2 separate regions of the Mus musculus genome follow, and region 1 is linked to region 2. Evidence: chromatin contacts called from ENCODE Hi-C or POLR2A ChIA-PET data. All regions are on one chromosome and are shown on one strand. Each heading gives the region's core, a stretch centred on a gene start or an enhancer-like site at or near the end of the contact. The rest is flanking DNA. Distances are from core to core; before and after follow the strand shown. Region 1 has its middle 15 kb from the start of Gm34894. Region 2 holds the start of Hectd1 (HECT domain E3 ubiquitin protein ligase 1).

Region 1 (3,603 bases), core at 18-2,517, 36 kb after region 2:
AACATGGCCAAGCTGAGCCTGGCCATATGAGGAGATGGGGGAGGGGAGGGGAGCTTCGAACCACGAGGGGCAGCCTGGGCCAAGAGACTGACCAAGGGAGAAAAGATTAGACCTGAAGGTCAGGTAACCAAAATGGCTGGATTATAGGGAAGGGCAGCTCTTTCCCTGGGCTGGAGAAATTTAGGGTAGGGAGCAAGGTATGCCAGCCAGAAGGATCCTATAGCAGGTAGGGACTGCAGGATGCTGGGCTAGCATCAGCTTTGGTATGGGCACCTCAGCCATGTGTCCTGGGTTGGAGACCTAACTGCTGGAATACATCTGTATCTGGGGATGCTAGACCTAACTACCAAGCTATTTGAGGTTTAAGTGTGTGTAGGGTGAGTGTGGGGGGTGGGGAGTGGCTTCTTGGGGGTGGAAGCCAAGAGACCAGTCAGTTGGAGATGGAGCATCAGAGCTTACAAGATCACTTGCAAGGAGTCTGGCAGCCACAGCATTCATCACAAACATATTAGTCAATTGTTTTCTGAGCTTCTTTTATATTGGGAAACCAGAGGGCACTTTTTGTCCGAGTATTTCATTCTCTACTGATCTCTTCCTGTGAGACATTAAGAATGCTCTCCTGCCCTGGGTGAGTCAGAGGTCAGGAGGCAGGACATCTTGCACGTTTTTTGCATACACCCACCAAACATCCTGTGACTCAGTCCACCTCTTAATGGCTTGTATAGTGCACTTTGAGAAGCATCTAAGGTTTAGCCTCATAAAAATCAGAAACAGAAACTCTCTGCTTGTCTGACACCCAATATACAAACTTCCCAGAGCAAGATTAGCTGCGATTGAGAAGATCCCCGGAACACACGAACCCCCTAGTGCTAAAATTAGGAGCCTTGGGAACCTGAAATGATTGGTCAGCTTTCAGCTCTTCTGCAGAGAAGAAACCAAAAGCCAGGAGGCTTGCTTGCCCAAGCTACCACAATTTGTCATCGACAGACCTAGGCCAGATCCCAGGGTGGTAGGGTTCGTGTTCTTTGTAATGCCGGAATGTTCTTTTATTCCTGTGGGGACAGTACAGAACAGGTGTCCATGGCTCTGTCCTGCCTGTTTTCTAAATACAGGGACTTGTTTGTCACAGATACGCTCCTTCCTAATTAGCAGTATGTCCCACCCAGATAGCCATTAATCAATAGTGAGATCAAGTCTCTGTTTCTGGAGTCTGAACAACATAGTGTGAACAGGGAGCAGGGAGCTCCGTGAGCAGTGTCAGCAGTGGGTAAGCAAACCGGATTGTGCAAGGACTGAGAGGCCGCCCTGCAGAGAACACAGAGAAATACCGCACAGGGTGTAAACACCAGAGGCAAGGAAGTATTATTTCCCTGTCCTCAGAGGAAAACCATGGTCAACAGAAAAGCATTATAGTCCTCCTGACAGGAGAAGAAAGGTAACCATGGAGACACCCCATGTGGTAATGACCATGTAATGGAAAATGGTGTCACCTGACATTCATGTGTATGTGTGTTCTGAGGTCTGCTAAGGAACTCAGCAGTACTGTCTATCTAGATCTGAGGGCTGCTGTTTTCCTTGCTCTGTGTTCCTTGGACACAGAGTTTTCCTAAGGTAGCACAGATTCCTAGGGATGGTAAGCCTGTTAGGTGCAGCTCTTTACTATCCTTAATTGAGTGCCACCGTGTCTCTCTGATGCTGTGTGTGTGTGTGTGTGTGTGTGTGTGTTCTGTCTGCTTGCCTGGAGGGGCCCTGGTTGCCGTGTGCACGAGGGAACATCAGAAATGTGATCTGCTGAGGATTAAAGCTGGAGGACGTCTATTGGCAACTGGGGGTCAGGAACAAACTTTTTATAGTGCTTTGGCAGTTGCTCTCTTATATTTGGGAGGAAGCCCAAGGAAGTGACACATCTAAAGGGGGTGGCGTAAACACAGTGGGAGTGACTAAGATGTTGTGACACTTGTTTTGGGTGTTACTCCTCAAGGGGAACTTGGGTACCTCCGTTTCCATCCCACACCGCCTTTTCCTGCTGCTGACCTGAAACAGGTTACCCGTTCTGACTAATCTCTGAAAATGCAGGTAGACAGTGACTGAAGTGACCTACTTTGTACATGCCTGGGATGATGTCAATCAGCCAGCTTAGAAGGCAGCATTTCTGCTTTGGGTTGATGCCCGGGCTGGGCACTGACTTCAGGACATTACTTAAAAGAATGGAGTTGTGGAGTTGTACTCCCGGTGCTACGGGATGGAAGCAGAAGATCCAAAGTCCTCCTCAGAAAACTTGAGGCTAGCGTGGGATACACGAGATTTTGCCTCAAAAAGCAAACAGCAGCATAAAAAAAAAATAAAAAAAAAAAAATAAGTGAGATTGGGACTACCTATCAATCACAAGTAAATGGGGTCTGGGGTGTAGCTCAGAGGCAGTACACTCGCTTAGCATGCCCCATCTGTCGAGAAAGACATATGGGAAACAAACAGAGAGAGAAAGGGCAGCAGAACGGAACCTGTGTGCTGAGCTAGCACACTCCTATAATTCCAGTTACTCCAGAGTCACAGGGAAGGATGAGTCTAAATTCAAGGCCAGCCTGAGCAACTTAAGGAGACTCTTTCTCAAAAAGAAAAGGGCTGAGATATAGCTCAGTGGCGGAGCATTTGCCAGCATGTGCGTGCCACCACCTTACCTCCTTAGTGCTGATGAAAAAGAAAGAAAAACGTTGTGAAGAGGATGTGCTTTTTCATATGCCACAGGCCTGCTTCCCCTACTGCCAGCCTCACGCTATTATTGTGCCCTCACCACCTCTGGACCAGTGCTCACACTTTGTCAGATCCTTCAGTTGTCAGTCACTGTCCCGATTCTGCCCCTATTCCACTGAGCGTGCCATATCACGTCTAGCCATTGTGTCTCCTCTGGCATCTCCTGGATGCAGCACATCTCCAGGTTACTGACTGTTCTTGCTTCTGATGATCTTGGCAGGGTCTTGGTCAGGGGTTTCACTTGTATTACTTATTTATCTATCTGGCACTGAAGGTTGAGCGGGGCAAGGGCTCAACCACTGTTGTAGTTTCATTCTGTTGCTGTGATGAAACACCATGATGAGGGGAGGAAAGGGCTGATTTCAATTTACAGTCCTAGCTCACAGTCCACCAAGGAGGGAAGCCAAGGCAGGAACATGAAGGCAGGCCTGCTTGCTATTCCACACATTACCTGAAACCAAGGAATTCGGTTCACAGCCAAAGTACAGGAGAAACCGAAGAGGATGCTGCTTGCTGGCAAACTGTCGGGCCTACTTATACTTAGCTAGCCACTGATGAGATGACTACTACCCCCCTCTCCCTCCCCCTCCCCTCCTCCTCCTCTCCCTCCTCCTCCTCCCCCTCCTCTCCCTCTTCCCCTTCTCCTCCTCCTTTTCACCCTCCTCCCCTCCTCCTCCCCCTCCTCCTCCTTTTCACCCTCCTCCCCCTCCTCCTCCTCCTCCCTTCTTCCTTTTTCTTCCTCCTCCTGCATCCTAGCCTGCCTGTAGGAACCTGGAAGTCTCACCTCTTCTGCCCAGCCATTGGCTACTAGCATCTTTATTGATCAATCAAAAACCAATTGGGGAACAGGAG
Region 2 (3,971 bases), core at 1,404-3,903:
ACACACACACACACACACACACACACACAACTTCAAAGCTTCTGTACTTCAAAAAGTATTGGAAATATCCAAATGAAATGTATTAACCGAAGTTATTTTAACAAAAGCAATGACACATGAAAACCAAAGAAACAGGTAGTTCTGACCTTATTCTCCAAGTCATATAATACAAAAACAGCTTTAAAGAAGATAAACATTTATAATCTTTTTAATTTATGAGATGGTTCATAACTGACTCAACCAAGCTATGGTTAGTATTCCTAATCCACACTCATTGAACAAATATGTATTTACATAATCACGATTATCATTACTAGGGTTCCATGAACCACAGACAACTGCAGAAATGTCTAAAGGGGTATTTTAAAGTTCCCTAGCAAAGTTTTCACACAAACTGAAGTCAGCAAATAGCTGGAAACAGATGTCAGCACAGTGGGCGCAGAGGAAGGTGATGCAGGAATGCACTTACGTTTCAAAACAGCGATCCACATTGTCAGACATCAAAAGCAGCATGCATAGCTGCTCCAGGGCTATTAGCTGCATGTCCCTTTCATCTCCCTGTCCCATCTGCAGCCATTCCAGCAACGTATCAGGATCTACATCTGCCATTGTCTTTAAAATGCTCCTTTGCCTAAATTGAAAAAGGGAAACGGGTTTTTCAAACATTTGTTCAGAACTGATCAGCCTGTGTAAAGACTTTTTTCTTGTACATCTGCTTGAACCAAGTTTCTGTAAGGTCCTCAGGTCCTCAAGAGACACACACACACACACACATGCATGTGTATATGTATATACATACAGAGCTATTCTCCAATTTCCATATTGCACTGTGATATGCACACGCACACATACTTGCACACACACAAAATAAGCAAATATATATGCTTTAAAAAAAAAAACTTTCCAGCCGGGCATGGTGGCACACTCCTTTAATCCCAGCGCTAGGGAGGCAGAGGCAGGCAGATTTCTGAGTTCAAGGCCAGCCTGGTCTACAAAGCTGATTTCCAGTACAGCCAGGGCTATACAGAGAAACTCTGTCTTGAAAAAACAAAAACAAAACAACAAAAAAAAACTTTCCAAACTGCAAAGTATTACTTCAAAAAGTATGCTACATATGCAGCAGTCTACTTCCTGGGCTTAATGCAAAAACCCTCAAGGCAAAACAGTTTAACACTGGAATGAATATATGCTGATTAGGTTGCTAGTTAACTAGAAACCAGAGCTGTCTTGGTCAAACACTATGAAACAAGTTTTGGATCCCAGTACTGTTATCACCAATGTCTGTGCCAAAAGGCAAAAAACATGTACAAAAAAGTTCTTTTACCAGTCAACTTCTTCCTGCAACCTCCCCCCAAACTCCACCAAAAATCGGAGCTTCAGATACGGGTCAGATCCAGTAGTTTTAAAGACCACTTTCCAATCCAATTCTTCTTCGGATTGAATTTCCCTTCTCACGAGTTTTGAATTCTCAAACTTACTCCTAAAATATGCCCAAATACAAACAGTAATTAGATATGAAATCTACCTATGCGGAAGTAAATACTGATAAGAACTTCTGGTAATCTAGGCAAATGTTCTTAAAACTTTTTTTTTTTTGGGGGGGGGGCTTGATGCTAAAGTAAATACAACTAACAGGTTACCACCCCCCCCCAGGCAGACGGACAGACAGGCAGACATTCTTTCTCCCATAGGATGGGGCAGTTAGTTTTTATGTAAAAAATTTTTTGAGAAGTAGTCTAGGCAGGCAAGTCATTACAAAAGCTTCTAGATGCCCGACCAAAGGACAGCGTTGCGTCCCACGCAATCCACCTGCCGGTGTGGGAACCTAGAGGCGGGTCGCGGTGGGCACCCATCGGCCGCGCCCGGCGGGGCTGCCCCATCGTCCTCGGCCTGATCAAGGCCGGAGCCGCGACGCTGACAGCCAACCTGGCTAAGTTAGCTACCTGCCTCCGGGCGGAGGGCGAAGTTCTAGAGAAGCAGCAAACCTGCGAGCTCAAGAGGAAGCCGCCGAGCGGCTGGGGTGCGGGTCTCCCGGAACTCGGAGGCCCAGCGGGACGTCCCCGGTCCCCGCCGGGCGGCTGAGCCTTACCAAGGACAAGGAGCGCGTAGCCGGAGCTCCGAAGCCAACAAGCCAAGCCCCGTAAGGCCCGGAGAGGGGAACAAAGGGCCCGATACGCAGAGGCGACGGCGGAAGACCGACCTCACCGCGCTGGGGTCCAGCTCCGCGCCCGCCGCTGGACTCGGCGGCCCGGATCCTCGCGCAGGCCCAGCCTGCCGACAGCGCCTAGCGCCCCCGCCTACCCTGACCGCAGGCTCTTACCCTGGCTCGCCGTACCAAACAGCTCCGGTCCAGCTCCAAGCAGGCCGCGGGCAGAGCCTGGCCCGGCCGCGGCCCTCGAGTTCCTAGGAAACCGCAGGCCGCGCAGGTCGAGCCAGGCAGGCGGCACAGGAAAAGCCGTGTCTCGTCCCTCCCCTTCCTCCGCGGGGACCCGGTGACAAGGAAGCGAGAGGCTCCCCCGAGCGGCGGCAGCCAGCGCGGGTCCCGACCCCAGCACGCGGCTCCTCAGACCCTGCGGTTCAGAGCCAGGTCCGCGCGGGGCCGTCGGCGGCAGCGGGGAGACGCCGCGTCCATCGCCAGCCGGGCGGGGGCAGGAGAAGGGTCGGCCGAGCGCCGGGCGGGGAGGCTGGTGAAGGCCGCGCCGGCGGAGGCGGAGCGAACGCCTCCCGGCCGCCCTGCCCGCGGCCACCTGGGGCGCTGCGGAGGCCGGACCCCGCGGCACGGGGCGACGACGGGGGGCGCCGGGCTCCTTCGGCGGTCGGCTACGGCTCTCCTCAGCCCGGCCTCCCGGCGCCCGAGTCGCCGCGCTGTCAATCCGCGCGCGCCGCCAGCAGCTGCTCCGCGCACGCTCCGCCCGTCTCGCCCGGCGCGAGCCGCTCCGGAGTCCTGCGGAACGGAGGCCACCGTCTCGCAGGCGCTCGGCGTGCCCGGGTCACCCCCTCCTCCGGACTTTTAAAGCCAGCGGTTTACCAGAACGCTTCCCAGCGAGCCTGGGAACTCGGCGAGCGCTGCGCAGCCGGGCGTTATCGCCTCGGCGCAGATGGGACCAGGACGGCTGCGGGAACTCGTGCCTCCTGCCTGCCCACCGTGGAGTCCCGGGAAGCAGCCAGCATCGAGGACTTCCCACACAGTTGCCTTCGGCTCGTGGTCACTTGTACTTCCGTAGTTATTCCCGTCAAACTTTTATTTCATGGGCGTTGAAAAATCAAATACTAGCCGCTGCTAGTGGAGTCCTCACGTAACCGTGACACTAGAGAACTGGAGGCTGGAGTTCAAGGTCATCCTTGGCTACAAAATGAGGTCGAGACTTGTCTGGGCTACAGGGCGGCGACGGTGGTGATGAAGAAGGAGCAGCCAAGGGAGAGAAAAAGAGGAAGAAAAAGACTCCATACTGAACTCATCCTTTGAACAACAACAACAAAATAGCAGTAGATACCTAATTTTAGGAAAGAACTGTATGCAAAGACCGAGGCTAGTAGTTTTCAACCCTGGCGGCACATTAGAGACACCCGGAAAAGTTTTCATTAGAAGAGTTTTAGATCCACAGCAAATTGAACAGAAAGTACAGAGAATAAGTTATGGCTACCCTGTTCTGTATCATGTGTTCCTGGCCAGGTAGGGCTAAGGACAGAGAGTTCCCACTGATCTCTTTGTTTATGGTTTTGCCCTTTCCAAAATATCGTTTCTAGTTGGAATTATTCACTAACACTCTTTAAGGATCCTCTGTGAGTTTTTATAGCTTGGTAGCTCATTTATTTGGTGTTGTGTTGTGTTTTGTTTTGTTTTGTTGTACTGGATTTTTTTATTTGGTTTTGTTTTTTACTTTTTGTTTTTCTTGTTGTTTTGAAGTGGGTATGCTTATGTAACCCTGGCTGGCCTAAAGTCAATATCCTCCTGCCTCAGCTTCCTGAGT

Evidence for each region. A loop is a pair of places that touch in the nucleus more often than their neighbours do. ChIA-PET counts read pairs that join two places held with the same protein, here RNA polymerase II (POLR2A).
Region 1: a map of gastrocnemius shows a loop between it and region 2 (7-fold over the local background). The contact joins the enhancer-like site here to the promoter of Hectd1 in region 2. A Hi-C loop is called at or near these places in 6 of 37 maps with a recorded cell type or tissue (T-helper 17 cell, T-helper 2 cell, gastrocnemius and 1 more). POLR2A ChIA-PET finds 5 or more read pairs at or near these places in 3 of 5 experiments (Patski and embryonic stem cell).

What each region holds. Positions count from the first base shown.
Region 1 is chr12:51,864,589-51,868,191 of GRCm38, forward strand. No RefSeq gene overlaps it. Among named protein-coding and RNA genes, the nearest start is that of Gm34894, 15 kb to the left of the region's middle. Within about 2 kb of position 1,268, at least 2 of the 3 ENCODE cell types and tissues checked have a DNase peak (open chromatin) inside an H3K27ac peak, as active enhancers do; they include gastrocnemius and heart, where a contact is called at or near this core.
Region 2 is chr12:51,826,883-51,830,853 of GRCm38, forward strand. Hectd1 (HECT domain E3 ubiquitin protein ligase 1) reads right to left here and starts at 2,654. Exons shown (of 43, transcript NM_144788.2): 1 at 2,321-2,654; 2 at 470-631. The coding sequence starts at 609. It overlaps Gm5785, which reads left to right and starts at 1,303. Exons shown (of 4, transcript XM_011244243.2): 1 at 1,303-1,386; 2 at 1,973-2,347; 3 at 2,408-3,673. The coding sequence starts at 1,303. The coding sequence ends at 3,259.